Regions from separate parts of the Mus musculus genome. Here regions 2, 3 and 4 are each linked to region 1. Evidence: chromatin loops called from intact Hi-C (ENCODE). Cell type or tissue: left cerebral cortex. All regions are shown on one strand.

Evidence for each region. A loop is a pair of places that touch in the nucleus more often than their neighbours do. Peaks named below come from ENCODE experiments on the same cell type or tissue, not always from the same donor. Only the 100,000 strongest peaks of a DNase experiment are listed, where the experiment ranks them.
Region 2: it touches region 1 in a loop (10-fold over the local background); 35 of 42 quality-filtered maps call a loop at or near these places.
Region 3: a loop joins it to region 1, with 7 times the contacts of the local background. A loop is called at or near these places in 2 of 42 quality-filtered maps.
Region 4: a loop joins it to region 1, with 7 times the contacts of the local background. A loop is called at or near these places in 10 of 42 quality-filtered maps.

Annotation. Positions count from the first base shown.
Region 1 is chr7:72,397,128-72,402,127 of GRCm38, reverse strand. No RefSeq gene overlaps it. Among named protein-coding and RNA genes, the nearest start is that of Gm39035, 93 kb to the right of the region's middle. In left cerebral cortex, a CTCF peak has its summit at 1,888 (motif pointing left); a DNase peak (open chromatin) is centred at 1,890.
Region 2 is chr7:73,419,637-73,424,636 of GRCm38, reverse strand. Rgma (repulsive guidance molecule family member A) reads right to left here. Exons shown (of 4, transcript NM_177740.5): 4 at 4,738-5,000. Among named protein-coding and RNA genes, the nearest start is that of A730056A06Rik, 46 kb to the right of the region's middle. In left cerebral cortex, CTCF peaks have their summits at 834, 1,963 (motif pointing right) and 4,925 (motif pointing right); DNase peaks (open chromatin) are centred at 1,969, 2,410, 2,844, 3,128 and 2 more places; H3K27ac peaks cover 1,521 bases.
Region 3 is chr7:73,477,919-73,482,918 of GRCm38, reverse strand. Chd2 (chromodomain helicase DNA binding protein 2) reads left to right here. Exons shown (of 39, transcript NM_001081345.2): 18 at 1,796-1,958; 19 at 2,366-2,518; 20 at 4,189-4,260. Among named protein-coding and RNA genes, the nearest start is that of Chd2, 61 kb to the left of the region's middle. In left cerebral cortex, no CTCF peak of the experiment used is centred here; DNase peaks (open chromatin) are centred at 2,352 and 4,877.
Region 4 is chr7:73,396,790-73,401,789 of GRCm38, reverse strand. All of the region lies in intron 2 of Rgma (repulsive guidance molecule family member A), which reads right to left. LOC115486533 (a long non-coding RNA gene) reads right to left here. Exons shown (of 2, transcript XR_003946803.1): 2 at 1-5,000. Among named protein-coding and RNA genes, the nearest start is that of A730056A06Rik, 24 kb to the right of the region's middle. In left cerebral cortex, CTCF peaks have their summits at 1,807, 2,008 (motif pointing right) and 3,373; DNase peaks (open chromatin) are centred at 2,021, 2,754, 3,284, 4,330 and 1 more place; H3K4me3 peaks cover 1,636 bases; H3K27ac peaks cover 1,369 bases.

The sequences.
Region 1 (5,000 bases):
ACAACTACCTGCAATGTCAGCTTCACTCACATGAGTATACCCAAACACAGATGAACAAAACTAAAATAAATCTTAAAAAAAAAAAACAATTAATGTGTGGATTACCAAACCCACCCTTAAGTTTATTTATGAAAAAAAGGGGTTCCATTAAAGATAAGAACAAGATTAGAATGCTAAGTGACAGTACTGGTAAATGGTGGGGATATCCTCTGAATACACCTTTGGTCTATTGATGATCTTCCAAGAAGAATACAATCAGGATCATAATGAATTTATCAAATGATGTCTAGGGCTGAAAGAGTAGATTGCAAGTTAGTGTTACTAACCTTTTAAAAAGAGGCTGTGGATGCTCATGTTGTACATTTATCCCGTGTCCTTATGTTTTAAGTTGTACAGCAGAAATACACAAAAGTCTGACCATGGTGGGTGGCAGGGTGGCTTTATAGGAAGATAACTTTAAAGTTTATGGAGTGTTTATATGGTGTTAGAGGTTACCCTCCTTCTGCCCCAAAGTGACATGTGTCATTTTCAAAATCACGAAAAAAATAAATGATACATTTCCAGTATAGACAAAATTGCATGAGTCACATGGAGATATTATGCCAATTATTCATGAAAATATTTCAGCGACAGGAGTAGAAGCAAGATTGTTCTGCTACTGAAGCCAAGACAAATAATCTAAGGAGTTGCTCTGAAGTTAGTTTAAAATTCCTACCGTCGCTGCTTCTTGTGGGGACTGCAGTGATAAAAGAATACTCCTATACAAACCTGTGGAGATTATCCCAATATAATTTTCACAACAGAAAATTCAAGGTATGGTGTTGCAGTTTGGACCCCAGTCATCCTCTTCTGGTTTCTTCCAGCCTTTCTGACCTGGAAACCCAGGAAATATTAATTGCCAGGCAAATATTAAATTGTTTTTTAGAGTTGTGCTTTGTTTGTCTTGCTGTGCACTATTTGAGATAGTTGCCAATATTGAAATATTGGGATCCTCCATCAAGAGATTGGGGGTCTTCTTAAAAACACAGACTTTGTTAGGGTTGAATCCCTGCTCTCCAAAGGGGAGTTTGGCCCATTTGCTTTACAAAACTGACACCAACCCCTGTCTTTTCTCTCCCTCTCCTATTGGCCAACGTCCCAGGGAATGGGTTTTGCCACACTTTGATGGTGTGTCCCACAAATACAGCCCCAAAGACACACATCCCTTCAATGCCTTCAATTGTTGTCACTTTGAGTCGCTAAAAATTGAGAAGAATGCTTTGTGCCATTCTACCTGTCTATCAGCAATTTTCATTTGCGGGAAAGCAAGTCTAAATCATGTCTGAGCACACTTGATGTACCCATGAATCGGGAGGTATAGATCTTTCTGAGACACCAAAGACCTCATAGGGTCTCTTCAGGAGTCGCCATTAGAAAACTGAGATAATAAAGTCTGTTAAAATTAACCAAAGTCTAAAGGCTCCCCTGTTGTAGAAATACAATGGTGTTCCTCCTATAAAACAATATGAACTAACCAGTACCCCCAGAGTTCATGTCTCTAGTTTCATATGTAGCAGAGGATGGCCTAGTGGGCCATCAATGGGAGGAGAGGCCCTTGGTCTTGCGAAGATTTTTATACCCCAGTATAGGGGAATGAGAGGGCCAGGAAGTGGGATTGGGTGGGTTGGGAAGCAGGGGGAGGGGTGAGGGTATAGAGAATTTTCAGAGAGGAAACTAGGAAAGGGTGTAGCATTTGAAATGTAAAGGAAGAAAACATCTAATAATAATTATAATAATATCTATTACCAAAAAAATAAGAGAGAAAAAAATTATCATGGTGGCCAGCTAAACACTGTACAATGCTCCCACCCTGTGGCCAAATCATGAAGCAGCTCCTTTATCATTACATGAAGTCATCATGCCATCTTCTGGGAAATTCTGGGACTGCATGACATGCTATGGAAACATTCAAAAGCCCCAAATCTAAATACTTATAAATATTCACACCAAATTGTGTGCATGACTGTAAACTGTGGCTTACTAATTGTGGATAGCTGTGGAATCACCTGGCTAATGCCTAGAATCTTGGTTCTAGGAGATAATGCAGATGTTTACACCAGGAAGTTGAGGAACAATTATGTTGGGGGAGAAGAGACTGAGAAAGTCCCCAATTCAGATGGTTTGGGTTGGCGATTCCCAAATGTTTCCTGTTGGTCCCATCAAAACTAGATAATTCTGGACAGTGGTGGCACATGCCTTTAATCCCAGCATCTGGGAGGCAGAGGCGTGTGGATTTCTGAGTTTGAGGGCAACCTGGCTTACAGAAGGAGTTCCAGGACAGCCAGGCCTATACAGACAAACCCTGTCCTCCCCCCCCCCCCACACACACACAAAAACAAAACAAAACAAAAACAAAAACAAAACTAGATAATATCTTGATAGAGATCTGAGGGTTTTGTTGTTGTTTTGGTTGGTTTTGGGTTTTGGTTCCTATCTCAGAAATTTTAATTCAGTGTGTCTTTTCTAGGATCCTTGTAGTCTGCATTCTAAAGATCTCTTCTGATGGTTTAGTGAGCACCATGCCTAGGGAATGGTGTTACCCACAATGGACTGGGACTTCCCACATGAATTAAAACAATCCCCACAGACAAGTCCAATGTAGCCAATCTCTCATTGAGACTCTTCCCAGGTGATCCTAGAATATATCAAGTAGACAATTAATAGTAACAATCACATCAACGAAGAGGAGGAAGGTTTGTCAGAACACAAAGGGGATTCCAGGTTAGCAAGAGTTGGTATTAGTGCTGGGAAGTATAAGGGAGAGAAAACTGCAGAGTGTGCTTGTGTCTCTGCTTTACTACACCACACAGCCACTACCCAGGCTTTCATTCCTTGCCCCTGCTTTTGATTCCATTGTCTCCAGAAGAAATGGGAAATATGGAAAAACTGGAGAGACAAAGGGAGAAAATATAAAGACTACAGCCAGCACAACATGGTTTATGAGAAGGGTATAATGGTAAGTAGTCTCTGGCATGAACCCCAACTGCATGCTAGCTGTAGGGGGCGGGGGGGGGCGCAATGAGAAGAGAAAGTCTGCAGTAGCCACTGAAGGAAATATATCAAGAACACAGATGTCTAAGCACCAGCAATAACGATTTTCAAAGCAATGCTCAGAAAGTATTTTATTTTTCTAGATGGGCTGGACTGTTAACGGAATGAATTCTCCATTGAAAGGACAGCATTCGGATGTTGAGAGTGTGCTTCCTTAAGCCTCATTTTATCTTGTTTAAAATGAAGGTCTGAAACCAATGTGATCTTGGCGCCCTGTTGGCACTAGCAGACTCCACATCAACTGCTCAAATATCACACAGTAGTCAGAACCACCACCCAACTTCCTTTACTACTTGAGAATGAGCCTATGCCAGATATAGATGACCCTAAGGAACTTGACTATTCTTTGTGGTAGCGCCTGTTGGGGTCATAGTTCATGGGTGAAGAAGTAGGGTTTACAAAGGTTAGGAAACTCGTTTAAGTATTCACAGCTTGTAAGCAGCAGAGCAAGGCTTCAAGGCCGGATTCACTCAGCTCAACCATTACTCTATACCACAGCTTCTTAGAGTGTGGGTTGTGACAAACGTACATCAGGATGGAGTCAGGAAACAATAAAGTGCCTTTTGATTTTTCTGCCTCTTCGTGTGTGTGTGTGTGTGTGTGTGTGTGTGTGTGTGTGTGTGTGCATGTATACATACATGTACATATACATATATTGTTGCCTGCTGTCTTTATCTCTTCCTCCTTGGCCGTATTTCTTCAATAAAAGTTTTCTGATGGTGGAGCAAGGAAAATGAATTTGAGCTCACACAGGAGTTTTGGGCAGTATTAGCCTGTTTTATCAGGACTTCTTAGTAGCTTTGCTTCTGCACATACATGCATACTTTGTCCTGCACATGCTGTCCTGCCTTGTAATGCTAACAAACTCCTCAGCCTCAAACACCCTATGCATCCCAGACTTGTATAAGGGATGGATTTGAATAGTTTCCTTGGATTTTCAAGGTTTGGTGCTCATACAGTAACAATGGTTTACCCAGAGAAAACAAAGATGGTAGTTCGTCTCTAGTGTCATTACTCAGCATATATTAGATTACTATCTTTTGGGTTTGACTGTGTTAGGATGGTTGATTTTAAAAATCACAATTTAGGTTACTGACTTGAGTTGCGCAAAGACTTCATTCCAGGAATTCTGTCTTGGGATTAAGACATAATTTCTAACAATTTCTGAAATTGCTCTAAACATACTTCTGCAAAGTTGTACAACGTGGTGCTCTCAGCGTTGGTGATTATAAAACCAAAATATCAGTGAGCTTTAAAGGATGGTGAAGATGCGCTTAGTCCGGCTGCATTGAATATGCAGCCAAGACTTAGTTCATATAAAAAAGAGCACATCTACATCATTAGGATAAAATTCCCTTTTATCTTTAATGCAGTATAAAATTATATGTATATTGGAGAATTGTTTTAAATTTCCTTACTACTTACTATCAGAAAACGTGTGACTCATGGGCAATTTTATATACCTATATACCGGTGTCATGTACAAACATGTCAGGTGAAAGCTGATCATGAATCGAGGATGGCCCACATTATTTCCCTCCTCAGATGACCGAAGTCATCAGTGAAAATATTCAGAAGATTCTTTAACAGTTCTGCCACTTGGAGTGTTTGGGTCCCCCAAATTCTAGACTTCAAGTTTGTCTTTAAAGTTGTTTCAAATCAAAGTTCCCAAATCTCTCCTTTTAAAAATTTTTTATTGGTTATTATATTTATTTACAGTTCAAATGTATCCTTTCCCAGTTTCCCTCCACAACCCCCCCATCCCCCTCCCTTTTGCCCCTGTGAGGGTGCTCCCCCCACCCACCACTCTAATTTATGACTCAGAGGCTTTGGCAGAATAGATTGGGCCTTTCTGTAAGTAGACATCACCTTACCTGGACTTTATCATTATATTTGACCTCCTGCGGTTT
Region 2 (5,000 bases), 1.0 Mb before region 1:
TGGTGTTTGGGTGGCATAAAGGAATTCATGGGAGTCAGAGTGTGTCCTCCCCACCCCCACCCCATTTTATCTCTGCTGTGAAGCAGCTTCAGTTGCAAATTGGTGTGTTGTATGAGTGCATACAGGGCAGAGAGAAGGCCACCAGGCAGGAGACAATGTCCCATTCTTAGTTGGGGATGGAACCAGAGGACAGCTGGGGAGGTCGGGGTGACCAGGACAAAGCTTGTCCTTCTCAGAGGTCAGGCCTTTCCCAGCACCAAGCTCCAGTGGCTTGAGCAAGAGGCTTCTGTAAAGCCACCGCTTGCTCTGGAGCCCAGCAGGGACAGAGCCATCGAAGAGCTTCAGTGTCAGAAGGACACAATTACAACTAGATCCTGGGGACAGGCTGCTCATTGGAGGGAGTTCTCAACAGAAGCATGGGGCCTGCCTTCTTGGAATTTATTTTAAGTGGGGTGGGTACTCTAGACAAGCAAACTGCAAGCAGACAAAATGCCACCTAAGGGAGAAAAGAAGCAAGATTACAAGATGTGTGTTCTGTTAGCCCCACCAAGGGCCAACAGAGGTAGCCGTGATGGAGGCCCTGCAGGATACATAATATGTGCTTGGCTGGTCACATTGTTAGAGAGGATGGTCGGGCCACTAGACGCACTGAAGATGGAGACCACTCCTGCAACCTGTCCATGTTTGCTTTCTATTTCAGAGATAAACACAATGACTTGTAACTTTAATTTTTTCAAATCCTGTTTTTAATGATGGTTCTTAAACGCTTTAACCTTTCTTGTAGCCCCCCCCCCCTTCAGAGTTAGTAAAAAGGATATGGGGGTGGGGGTAGAGGGAAGTGGACTTGTTTAGAAAGGTTATTTGGAGCAACTCCTGTCTGTTGTCTGGAAATCTGCAGTTCAGTTCACAGGTTAGCAGGCAGTGGCAGCTCCATCCACTCGCAAACACCTCACAGATAAACTACCTCACAGATGCACCAGGAGCCCAGTTCAGAAGAATCAGGTTAGCAACAGCAGTGACACTACCTAGCAGAGACAGCCGGGCCTCAGCCTCAGCTCCAGACAGCAGAAGGGGCCCCGGGAGAAGTTCTCAGCTGTGCATCTCTCAGGGAAGCGAAGATCAGTGAAGACGAGAGACCCACAAGCGTTACACAGCCAGCTGTACCAGCAAGCCAAGCTCTCTTCGTCATTCTGTGGAGTCCTATTTCTACCCTCCAAGCATCACGTGTCCTCCACGTGTCCTGCCTCAGCACATGCATCCAGTCAGCCCGAGTCCTTGAAAGTGGCAACAAACTACAGCACACCGCCACAAGTTTTTGGTGCATTTCTCTCCATGGTTTCCCGACAAATGCAATGTGAGGTGGACGATGCCTGTCATTAGCCAAGAATCCTTCATCACACGTCCTTTCACGTGCTTGCTTTAGTAGAACATCATTTCTCCTGTGTCTGCTTCAGCTAAGCATTCCTTCACGAATCCGCCTTAGCTTTTTACACCTGTGTCCACTTTAATGAAACATTCCTTCACGTGTTTGTCCTAACAAAACACCCTCCAACTGTCTTTCCAAAGAGTCTTCATGTTTCACTTCATTGACCAAAAGCAACTTGGGGAATAAAAGGGTTTGTTTCATTTTAGCCCTTCCAAACATGCAGAGAAGTCAGGGCGGGAATTTGAGGCAGGAACTGAAGCAGAAGCCACAGGAATGGTGCCTACTGGCTTGCCCTCCGTGGCACACTCAGCCCTGGTGGTCCCTTCCACCCACCGTTGCCTTGGCCCTCCTACATCATCATTAATCAAGAAAATGCCCCTACAGACTTGCCTATAAGCTAATCTGATGGAGGCGTTTTCTTAATTAAGGTTTCCTCTTCCCAGGTGACTCAGGCTGACAGAAAACTCACTAGCATGCCTCCCTAGGTGGGACCATCTCTGTATCTGACATAGCATCCCAGAGTAAGTGTAATTCTAGAACTGTCCTGCAGAGGGCAGCAGGCGCACACAGACTCCAGCCTAACCGCAGATAACCCACATGCTGCCCGGTTCTTCCAATGTTTAGATCTCTCTCTTTTTTTTTTTTTTTTTTTTTTTTTTTTTTTTTTTTGCCACCAGAGTCCAGAGGATTGGAGCCATCCTGTTCCTGAAGGAGGAATGAGAGGGGACTGAGAGCAGCTATATGCTTCCCTACCTTCTTCAGCCACTGCTCAGGGTTCTCAGGTCTATGGCAGCGAGAGGGATCAAGGTCTTATGAGCTCTGGGCTGGGCTGCTCCAGGTCGTCACACACACACACACACACACCCCCGCATACTCTGCTCTTTGTAGAATGCTTTCTCCACCTTCTGACATGCCTTGCTCCAGAAACTCGTGTGGTGAGTTAGTCACACATGCCTTTTACCCCTCCAAAGAGGAGCATCCCTTTTCTTCCTTCCTTAGGCGGCCACTCAGAATGTACCTGCTTCTCTTCCTGGAGTCTGCTGCCATGTGGGTCGTTAGATTATGTAAGTATCAACTATTGGTTTATCTCCCCAGCAAGAATACAGGATTTGTCCCGAGACAAATGGATTCATCAATGACTAAGTTCCTGGGTACCACTGCCACCGGGACCTCTTTCGGTGGGTTCTCTTGTTGATGTTGGGCATCTGTGCCAGGAATTAGCTCATTAGATTTCCACAGGACCCTGGGAGGTGGCTACGTGTAATTCCATTTTACAGATCAGGAATCTAAGGCTCAAGAAAAAAAAAATCCAAGGGAGACCACACAGCTAGCAACAGGCAGAGCCCAGCTCCGATGCCAAGTCAGCCTGCTGCCCAAGCTCACATGCCCAGCCGCTGCTCTGAGCCATGCTTGGGCCTGAGAGACAGGCTCCAGTGCTGCCTGGCTCTCCTGGACCTCTGCCAGTCTTCAGATAAGTTTTCCCTCCAAATTTACCCGGGCAGTTATCAGATTTCGCTGATCAGTCCTTTCTGGTTTTTACCCTTACAAACTCTGGCTTGTGATATGAGAAGCCTAAGAGTTCTTTTCCTTGTTTTTGCTCTGGTGGGGGTGGGGGGAGCACAACCCAGGAGCCTAAGGTCTCTCACACCATAGGCAAGGGCCCTAACATTGAGCTACATACTCATAGGCAGTTGGGGATGGAGTGGGAGAGAGAGAGTAGCTCACAGGCTATGCGAAAGCTCTTCGGTTGCCAGGCTGACTGGCCTCGGCCCAGGTCTGCACCAGAGCAACTGTCATGCACAAGGAAGATGGGAGCACTCAGACTTAACTCAGAGCAACTGTCATGCACAAGGAAGACGGGAGCACTCAGACTTAACTCAGACCAACTGTCATGCACAAGGAAGATGGGAGCACTCAGACTTAACTCAGACCAACTGTCATGCACAAGGAAGATGGGAGCACTCAGACTTAACTCAGAGCAACTGTCATGCACAAGGAAGACTGGAGCACTCAGACTTAAGGTGCTGGCCCCGGACATTTGAGATGCAAATTCCCCTGTTCTGGAGGGCAGTGAGCGGTGTGGTATTTAGGAAAGAATTCTTGTGGGTTAAATTTAGGAGCCTGAAAAAAATTCCAAGCCCCACATATTTTTTTGGCAAGTGTCACATGGCACTTTCATCTGATGGAGAGTGAAGGACTTTTTGCCTGGGCCTGGCTTTTCCACAGTCTGTCCAGCGTGTGGCTCGGGCCAATGGCCCCGCCATTGCTATGCTGTTCCCCTGGGATTGTTTTCTTTAACAATCCCACTGACCACTGGGGGGGCCAGGCCTTTGGTGACTGACAATGCAGGAGAGTGGGTGCATTTAGCTCTTTCCTCCTAGATCAACCCTTCAGGGTCTTTGTTTAAGAGCCTGTGGTTTTGCTTGTTTCTTTGTTTCAAGCAAGGCTCTTGAACATTCTCTCTCTCCTCACATCTGGTGCTGAGGTTGTGTGTCCGGTGGGCATAAATGCTCTCTGGATTTCTCCTCTTACTGGCCTTTCGTCTCCTCCCCAGTCTTGCGGGTTCCTCTCCTCTGGGGAGCAGATGAAGACATTGCTGGGAGCTGTTGGGAGCCTCAGAGGGTTAAGTGACTTGACCAAGCTTACTTATCTGGGACTTAAACTTGACTTGAACAGAGTATCACAAGCAAAATTGACCTAGGTGTATGCCTTGGCTCTGCCCTTGACAGGGAGGGCATGGTACAGGGGGGCACATCTCACACAGATCTTCAATCTGTTAAATGGTTTGGGTCCCGTGACACTGAATCACGGCGACAACATGTGCCCGTAGTCAGCAGGGAGCCTGGCTTTGCACACGTCTGGACAGTGGTGCTATCAGAGCACATCACTGGGCCCCTAGGCTGGGTGCTAAGGGATGTTGAAGGGGTCGAGTTGTGGCTGGGGCTTCTCGGTCATGCTGGCTTGGATGAAGCCATTATGGACCGCAGACCCTCCTCCATTCCAGACTCTGTTCTAGACAACAGCTCTCAGCCTTTCATCGTATAACATCGGTCTGCCCTGACGTGCCCAGAGCAAGGGGAAACGGACCAACCAAGTCCTTCTAACGGCTCAGGCATAGGAAGGAAGAGAGGTAATCTCAGTCCCCGAAGGCCATGGTGGTTAAACAGCTGCATCTCACAGCTCACACAACTTGGGCCCACACAGCCCCGTCTTGACACACTTTGTAGTGGGGACACATCCACCCACCCACCTCACCTCTCCACCCCGCAAGGACCAAAGTCTGTTTCGAAAATAAACTCCAACAGCTCATCTAAAAGAAAAATAACAAAACAAAACCAACTTTACTTGCATTTAGCCGTTAATAAATAATTTACAGTATGTACACGCAGTGGCTCTCCACACAGGTCGCACACAGGTGGACTCAGTGAGGGGTCCCCACTTCCAAGCAGAACGTGATCAAACACAACCAAAATAAAGTGCTTCAACTCTTTTACTTCCAACATAGGGATAGCTGAAAAACCAGCAGGGGGCAGCGGAGCTGACCCCTCCCAGCTACCCACGTGGTTTTGGCAGG
Region 3 (5,000 bases), 1.1 Mb before region 1:
ACATGTGCTTGTTATGGGCATTCGCATTTAGTTTCATGACTGGGATGCATTTGTGTGTGTGCGTATGCATGTGTCTGGATAGCAAACCCAGGGCCTCACACGTGCGGGCAGCACCGACTGCCCTACTATGTTTAGCCCATGTGTCTTGTAGAAATATCACATAGACAAATTAGTATGGTAACTTCTCACTGCCCATAACCTAGCTTCAGGCCTTTCCAGTTCACCCATGTTTCCTGTTTTAGTGTATGTTTCTGAAATAAAGAGACTTCTTTTACTTAAAATGATTTATTTTTTATTTTTATTTCTTGTGCATTCATATTTTGCCTGCTTGTATGTCTGTGTGAAATTGTTGGATCCCCTGAAACTACAGTTACAGGCGGTTATGAGCTGTCATGTGGATACTGGGAATTGAGCCTTGGTCCTCTGGAAGAGCAGCCACTGCTCTTAATCTCTGAGCTATTTCTTCAGCTCCAAAAAGACTGATTGCTTATTCTTTAGAAGTTTGCCTTGTTATCATGCCTAAAAGTAGTTGATAATCTCTTAACAGTTTAATAGTATGCAGAGAATATTTATATTCCTCAGTTGGAGCACATATATACACAGTCATACACAGGAACACCCATGATATTTTGTTTGTTTCAGGATCTGTGCAGCTCTTTATCTAGTATAATTTGTTGTATGGCTTTCATATATTCTGTAGACAAACACCGACTTTATCTTTTTAAGATAGTCTTGTGGATAGCACAAGCTGGGTTCAAACTGATGTTTCTTTATACCTCAGTCTCCTTAGTGCTGTGTGTTTCAGTACATTCTGACTTTGTAAATTGTGCATGTGTTCATGTTTCTATGTGTTCATTTATACACACGCACACTTCATCCTTATCTCAGTGCCCCTGCATTTGATTAGGTCTGTTTAAGGTATGGTGTGGAATTTTCCATCTGTGGCATCATGTTCATCCTTCAAACGTTTTGGAGTTTGGAATTCGGAGTTCTGGTTCAGGAATGCTATTCTTATTATAATTGATAGCTGCTTTATTCTCTAAATGATAGAGTGCACCATATTCATGTTAACCATTTTTCTCTCTCAAACCAGAGCCAACCAGTCACTTAAGGAGTTTTACCTACTAGTTTACTGGAGGATGGTACTTGGAGAGTGCACATTCGTGGTCTAGGGTCTCTTTGTGGATAACACTTTAACGAGTTCTTTACAACTAAATAGTACCATATTTTCTTTCTCTTTGTGGGTTTGGCTAGGTTTTAGATCTCCTTCCTTCCCTCAGCATCTTAGTTGTTGATACCCTTCTGTCTGTCTTCCACTTCTCTCCACATCCCTTTGACAGAATCTCACTGTATAGTCTCTCCCTTGGCTTGTCCTTAATACTCCTCTAGACTCAGCCTCCTGAGTGCTGGGATAAAGGACAGAATCATGGTTGTGCTCCATGCAGGCACCCTTACCTGGGATACTGACTATTCCATTTGAATGTGGATAGGTAGTGTATTTAGCCCGTTCTCTGCTCACTTGGGCTTTCTCAAAGGATTTTTTAAACACACACACACACACACACACACACACACACACGAGTGTGTCTTTAGCCTTCTAGAATTGTCTTTTAGATTTCCTGTGATCAGTGAGGTTGACGTACTTGGTTCAATCATTGACCTTTTTACGCCTGCCTGCAGATGTGAAGGATCATGTTTAGGTTACAGGAGACAGAAAGTAAAAATCTGTCTTTTCACTTTGCTTTCCTACAGCGCCGTAAGCCCTGCTTACTTGAATGAATGTTTCCCATTGCAGATGGATCCTGACCAGGAATTACAAGGCTCTTGCCAAAGGGACCAGAGGCAGCACATCTGGCTTCCTTAATATCGTGATGGAGCTGAAAAAGTGCTGCAACCACTGTTATCTGATCAAAGCTCCCGAGGACAGCGAGAGGGAGAGCGGCCAGGAGGTCCTTCAGGTGAGCACCTCCTCTTGCTCGCACTCGCCCTCTGGAGTGAGTCAGGGCTGTTTTAGAGTTTTATTTGAAGTATAAGTATTCCTTCTCTTCCTTGATTATCCTTCAAGGAGTATCAAAGGAAGCTTTCAAAAACACAAGGAAAGCCAGACGTCAGTAGTGGCGTGGAATTGAGAGAGCCCTTGGATATGACAGGGGTGTTTGGATATGTGCTGGAGGCAGAAGCGACTTAAGTTTGAGAACAGCTTGTTCAAGGCTCACATGAGCTACATAGTGAGACCTTGTCTCCAAAGGAGCAAGCATGATGAGGAAACTCAGTAACAATGCTGGAAGTACATAGTAGCGTGGGTGCCGCGTTTAAAGAGCACTGTGTTTGAACATAACGAGTGAGATGTCTTCTGAATCTTCAGTCTCTAATTAGGAGCAGTGGGAAGCTGATCCTGTTAGACAAACTGTTGACAAGACTCCGAGAAAGGGGAAACAGAGTCCTTATCTTCTCTCAGATGGTGAGGATGTTGGATATCCTGGCCGAGTACCTGACTATCAAACACTATCCTTTCCAGGTAAGATGGCTCAGTGACTCTCTTCCCCCCAGAGTCTAACATTAAAGCTGCAGGCAGACCTGCTTTTCTTCTTGCCTTTAGATTACTCTGATGATAATGACCATGTGAAGGTCATACGTTTTAAAAAAACACTTTGTTGTTGTTGTTTGTGTTTTGTTTTTTTGAGACAGGATTTCACTGTGCAGCCATGGCTGTCCTGGAATTTACTATGTAGGCCAGGTGGCCTTGAACTCACATACTTGCCTTTGCCTTCCAAGTTCTGGGATTAAAGGCATGTGCCACTCTGCCTGGCAACACTTTATTATTAGAGAGAATAAGTGGATGAGGCCACATGGACAGGCGTGTGTACCATGGTTCCCGAATGGAGATGAGACGATAACTATGAGGACTTGATTTCTCTCTTTCCACTGTGAGATCTGAGCTTTAGCTCAGGTCCAGAGGCTTTTTACCTGCTAACCCTACGATCAGTAGCACTAAGGACAATGTAGAAGGAAAGATTAGCAACAAGAAAACTTGGCATGAGAAAAGTACCTGTGCTACCTGTCTTTATCTATTGTCAAAGTAGGTCGGAGGAAGTGTGAGTCTGAAATAGAGTCTCAGATTCTAAGAAGAAAAGAGGCAGCTTTGTTGTTTTATCTTAACCCTGTAGGGTGTGGCTTTGGTTTGAGGCTGGGAGCCAAGCAGGAGGAGTTCTTGAAACAAGTGGTAGTGACTTCTCAGCAGAGGTGACTTGATGCTTCTGTACAGTGGACTTTTATAGGCGGGATTTCTTCCTTCAGATGCTGTTGTGAGCCTGCCTTTGCAAATGCCTTTGGTTCCAGTCTCTGTGCAGATTTATTATAAGGTCAATAGCTCCCACGTGTGTACCTGTTATGGTTTAAGGGGCTGTGCCTCTCATGGCCTTGCAGGGATATAGGTCTTTGCAGACTCTGCCTGAGTCATCTTGACCTTTTGTAAAATCAAGGTTTCATCTTAAGGATGATTTTTAAGGGATGAAATGTGAAAGTAGTTCTACATGCTGAGACATGCCTTTTAATTACACAGTTCAGTATTTGCTTTGTGTATATATTTGGTAATTGCCCTGTACCTCAAAGTAATAAACTAACTAATAAAATAAATAACTAATAAAAAATTATATGCTTGAGTCAGTGCCTGAGACTTGAGTTGATGATACAGTTTTACTATTTGAATAGTTTATAGTGATTTTAGATGTAAATTTTAGAAAAATCTCCATATATGGTCAATTAATTTTGAACGTTTTCAGTAGTTTCCAAATGTGCTGTAGTTTGGTTTCTATAGCATTTAATGTTAAAAAGCTATGATGCCTAAGATGTATTGTTTTTCAGTAGGAGCCACTTACTAAGTGACTAGAGTTACTGTCTCCTCAGCACACGGGCTGGGTTTTCATCTCTTTCCTTGTGGGTTTTGGTAGACATTGTGATCCTTGGGTCAGCCTTTGAATTAGGAACTTGTGACCTTGCGTCTGTAACTGGAGAGCTGAGGTCGCAGCAGCCATGCTGTTTACACATACCTTCAGAGCCCTTTGCCAGCCATTCCCAGTTATTTTTACTCAGTGAAGTCTGGGAGGTGAAGGTTGCAAGCTTGGTGTTCTATTCTGAGTGTGGCCGATCTTCCTCACTCAAGACTTTTCTTGTGGTTTCCTTTTACAGCGCCTGGATGGTTCTATCAAGGGGGAAATCCGAAAGCAGGCACTGGATCACTTCAATGCAGATGGGTCTGAGGTACATTGTGCATGGCTTTAATATTTGCATAACTTGGACTTTGTATATGGGGGTGTCTTTCCAGTTTAACCAATTGTGTTAAACAATTTTGTAGCAGCCCTGTCCTGTCTTGACAAGAGACCAGGATACTCTCCTATTCTAAAAGATGCCTGGTTTTGTTGTTCCTCACTGGGCAAGCATGCACTGATTTCCGTCAGCTCCTCAGGCTGAACTAGTGATGCTTCCTACTGGCTTACCACATTTATGGGTTGAAAGAACAGGAAGGCAAGGGCATGATGGGCCAGTTCAGTAGAATGAACTTTGATACATACGCTGTCCAAGGTTCGTATCTGTATTTCTCTGGTCCTGATGCTTAAGTAGTCTGTTTGCCGAGTTTGAGTGACATCAACCTCTCAGTGTGATGCAGCCTAATGTTCTTTCTCTGCTACAGCTTTACATTACTTGATGTCCTGCCTGGACTTGGTTTTGCCAAGTGTTTTGTTGTGGTCGCATCCATATTAAAGCTTCTTTAACCAAGTTAGAGACCCTGAGTACATTTATATCTGCATATCAGTTGGTCAGATGACAGAGCTAGAGCATTCATCTGAGTGGCGCCAGCTGCAGTACCCAAGCAGGGTGTGGAGAGTGGCCCACTTTCTAGAGCTTAGTCAGTCTCTGAATTTGTGGGTAGTCTTAGTGAACTACTGTTCTCAATACTTCTTCTGTCACCTAAATCTTATCATCTGAAGGGTGATAATGTA
Region 4 (5,000 bases), 1.0 Mb before region 1:
ATTATGCAGGCATGGATGTGTGCACGTGTATATCCCATAGCACGTATGTGGAGGTTTGAGAACAGCCTGTAGGAATCGGTCTCCTACCACGTGGGTTGTGGGACTAACTCAGGTGGTTAGTATTGGTGGCAAGCCCCTTCACCCTTCTGAGCCATTCAGCAACCCTGTTTTTCTATTTCTAATCATTCTGGGGCTGAGGAACCTCCTGGGGTCCCCTTTGACTCTCACGACCTGGGACCTGGAGAATTACCTCATCTAAGTACAAAGGTGCCTCACGGATCTTGGCCCCCTTCACAAGCTCAGCCGAAGGCACTGTTTGTCTTGAACTATCATTAACCCTCCAATCTTCAGCTATAATCTTGAGAATGATATCTGGACCAAGAGAGTCCATAGGCCTGCAGAAACGGTGGCCCTGTCTGGACTCACCCACAGGAACCCCCTGAACATGTCCTAAAATCGCTAGGGCAGAAAGGGTGCTTCCTGTCCCGGATGCTTCCAGCTGCTTCTCGGGGAGTTCTTTCCGTGCCCTCCTGTAGAACCCCCCAGATCTAGGCTAAAATGTAATGGCCCCACCCCACTTTCGGTATCTGATATACACAGAGGTGCCCCAGGCTTCCTTCTCCGTGCTACCTTCTCTGGCAGCTGCTCCTCTGGGAGCCTTGAGTAACCTGGCCAGCTTCATTCAGGGCCTCAGGAAGGTGGCTACAGGACACATCTTTCCCGCATCGGTCCATCAATCTCCCATAAACAGGCCCTCCTCATCTTGATTCTGTCTTTCTCTCACTCAGTTCTTCTATTTCTAATCACTGTGGGGCTGAGGAAGCTTCTTGGGTCCCTGTTGACTCTCACACTACCCGGTGAATTGCACCTCTTGATAATCTTTGCTGATACCATCATGCAACATTCCAGAATTTGTAAGGCTAGCCCCGCCTAAGCATAGAGTGTGTTCCGAGAACAGCACTCACACTGAAAGCATCTTTTGAGACTTCAGATGTCATGCGTACACCGCGCCCCGCCCAACCCCACCTGTGTCCAACTCTGTCTGGTGGAACCCTGGGTCTCCCATGTATCCAGGGTTCAGGGAGCATGTATGCGCTCATAGCTGGCCACTCACATTTTAAAGGTAGAGCTCCACAGTGCCTCCCAATTGGATTGAGCCACATGGCTCAGGCTCAGATGTCATTACTTTTCGGTGGATGGCAACCCCTCTGGGAGGCAGAAAGTCAAAGCAGGATCTCAGAATACTAAATGGACCCGCATGATAAGGAAAAAAAAATCTGCTCTGCTAGTACAGCAACAGATCCGTTTGTTCTCAAGTCCTCCTTTGAGCTGTTAATCAAGCCCAATCTTTCGGAATAATAGCCTGCTTATTACCACCCTGTTTGCATGACAAAGCATCCCAATAAAACTTATTTTGCCGGGGCCCAGAGGGGGTGTGAAGGATCAACCATGAGAAAGGAGTCTTAGGAATTCCTCGAGGCACTCCGGGGCCAGAGCCTAGGAATAAAGACAATGTAATTTGCCACCAAGAAAAGCCCAATAGACCAATAAATTACCCGCGTGCAAAGGGATTAGATCAGGTTTCAGAGGCCTAGGGGAGGGGCAGGGTACTACGGGAGGGAGACAGCCTTGCCTTCTCTTAAAGAGGTAAGTATCCCTTGGAACATAAGCTCCAGGGTCAAGACGTTTCCAACTCTGCCTGCACAGCGACTGTCTGAACTGATTTACTTGCTCGGAGATCTGGCTCCTGATGTGCGCTGGGAACTGTGATGGACGCCGTTCTCGGAACACACTCTGTGCTTAGGTGGGGCTGGCCTTAACGAATTCTGGAATGTTTCATCTAAGTCTGGATGGAGGCATGGCCTTATCAGTGAAGACTCTCAAGAGGCAGCTATTGCCCAACTTCAAATCACTGCCCTTTGCCGGTGCAACAGGAATCGTCCCGTCCCCCTCCCAGCCCCCACGCCCGCTAATCGGCTGGCATCCTGATAGATTCTGCCACCAGGGGGCACTAGATGAAAAAGGAAAGGTGTCCCTGGAGTCGCCACTGCTGGCGTTCCCACCACCCTTCTGCTCTCCTCCGGCCTCTAGCTTCTTTGCATGTGAGTGGCTCTGAGGTACTGTAAGCTCAGCAAGCTCTTTCTGTTCCCTTTGTCACTTGGCACTCTGAAGTGTAAGCGGTGTCCTGCTGTGTGCCTCGGCCTTTTGGAACCTTACGGTTCCCAAGCTTAGCTCCCTCGGTGGAACCGCCCTTGGGAGGGGGAGGGGAGTTCACCTTCCTGGCAAGCCTAGGAATGAAGCACCTGCAAGATGACCTCAGCCAGTGACGAGCTCCGAAAGAAAGCCCCAGCGGCAGGCAGCCCCAGCACCGGTGCTCTATCTTAGTGAACAGTAGGACTTAAGAGGCAATAGCTTCAGTTAGGACACAGGCGGGTGGAAGGAATCTTCTATAAGTCTGCCTGCCTCGGGGAGGGGCCAACCCTGAAGTCTGAAGTCTCCGTGTCCCTTTCCTCACTGTCCACCTAGTGCGGGAAGCAGACCTTAGATAGGATTCTGGAAACGGGTCGCATCAGCATCCTGAAGGAGGTAGGGGAAGGGCACTAAGTAGGGGTCTCCTGCTTATTCTAGTCCCACAGTAATGAATCTTGGTGGGCGTGGGGATGGAGTGGGGGTGTTACGGGACAAGGACAGATGCCCGAGGCTCCCTGTTGGCGCCGCTCCTGCAAGAATTTCACTCAATCATCCTGGCGTAAACACCCAGGTGTTTGGCCCCAGATCCTGAGAGGGACACACCCAGCAGACTGGATTTTTTCCCAGGTGCTGCGTAGCCTGCCTCACTTAATCTATCACTGCAGATCCTAGAAGGGATCACCGCTCCTGGGTGACATTCCAGGGCCAGGCAGCCTAAGGGCCCCAGAACCGCCACTTTATGGCAATGTGTTTCCCACCCGTTAGCTCTACTGGGAATTGTACGTGCTTCCTTCCGAGTCTGGTCAGGGGGACAAGGCTGAGAGCAAAAGGGAGCTTTGGGGAAAACCTCAGGTGACCCAGGAAGAGAAGGCAAAATTGTTGGGGGGCCGGGCCCTGGAGGGTGAACTCACTGCCTACCCAGCGTGGACAGAAGTGGCTAAGTGCCACTCCTAGAGCCGGGGGCAGGACAGTACTGCCTCCTCCGTCACACCCTGCCAAGGCTGCCCTGCCTCAGCCTCCACACATGCCAAGTTGTTGCAAGCACCCTTGATGACTGACTGCCAAGGAGAAGGGCACACCTCAGCTTTCCAAACAGGCCACCCTCCCCAGCTCCCACAGGAGCCGTGGAGAAACAGCGCTTGAGCAAGAAGGGTGGGCGTGGAAAGCCCTGACTCCGCCCTATAGTGGGAGGGCATAGGCTGCCTATCAACCGAAGGCTGAGAGCACGCCTGGGTAACGGGCCCATAGGGGGTCAAGCAAAGGGACAAGGTCCTCACCCCAGGAACATCCTGCTTTGGGGGAGAAATAAAACAGCCCTGGGCACGAGTGGTAAGGGAGGTAAGAAAGGTTTTCCCAGGACAATGAAGCTGCAGGTGAGAGCTGTGGTGGTTCTGGTTGAAGCATGACCCCTGTTACTAACTCCAGGCTCACACCTGAGGTGACAGCTTTATAGTCAGGACTTTGCTTCCAGCCATCTAGGCTTTTGTGCTCAGCGGCAGGTCAAAACACCTCTGAGGAGAAGAAAAGAAAAAAAGAAACAAAAACCCACCACAGAGGCACACTGTCTCCCTCCCTGCAGTCTGCAGGTACTGGAAGAGCGCATGCCAGGCTGGTATCCAGGTGGGAGGCACAACGCTGAACTCCTTTCTATGTAGAATGGCCCTGTAGTAAGTGTCTAGGTGTCCTAGCATGAGTGAAACAGGTCAGGAGTCATCACTGAACCCCTGCTGGCATGTCTCCCTGCCCCGTGACAGTGCCCCAAAGCTCCCTTTTGCTCTCAGCCTTGTCCCCCTGACCAGGTTTCCATCTTGGAAACCAAAGTTAGAGGACCAGAAAGGACAGGAAAGGCCTTTGGGGGCTGAGAAAGCACTGCAATGCACTGTGGGAACTGGGAGGCCACTCTTCATACGGTTGCCCAGGATCACAGTCCCACAGTTCTTTCTTGCCCCAGCATTCCCTTCCCCCAACCCACATCTTAAGGCTCACCAGCTCAACAGCAGAGCTTCAACAGGCTATACAGCAAATTTAACAACCGTGTTTATCCAAAATCTGCAAAGGGCAGGAGTCTGGCATCTGCCACTGGGCACTGCTGGGTAACTGGCTGTGTGTAACGCCTCCTCCAGCTCTGCCTCCTCATCAGGAATGATGGTTCCTGAGGACACTCAGTCAAATTAACTGGGCGACTGGAAGCTCTTGGTTCTCTGTGGCCATGCAATCCACTGAAGAACTCTTAAGATTATTATTCTCCTCCCCGCAGCCGTATCTGGGAAAGTGTGAAGGTACTATGTTTGGAAGGACACTGTTAAATGCTAACTAGGAGTTGGTGAGAGGACAACTTTTTGAGTGCTTTTAAAAAAATCTTTTTTGGTCTTTGGCTTTTTAAAATGTCTACTGCTTTTATAATCAGAAACAGTATTTGGGGGAGATATGGGGTGTTTAGGCCAGAGGTAGTCCTGTGGAAACAAAAGCCAGAATCAAAAGAAATTAACCCCCCCCCCAAAAAAAAAACCCTAATGGCTTTGTAGCTTCCAGGACTATGATGAACAAGCTTGGGAGTGTGGGGGAGGAGGGAAGAAAAGGGCAGAAAATAGGCTCCCATCCTTAACATATAGAATTAGAGGCTGAGAAGACAGAAACCCAAGACCCATGAGCCTTGGGAACCAAAAGTCTACATGGACTGCATGCATTGAATTTAGAATTTGGTCAAGTAGGCAGGGACAGGGGATGTGAGTGTTCAACCCAGAACTGGGTGGCACAAGACAAGGCATAGAGCATCCCATGGGGAAAGGGGGTAGAATATGAAGAGGAAG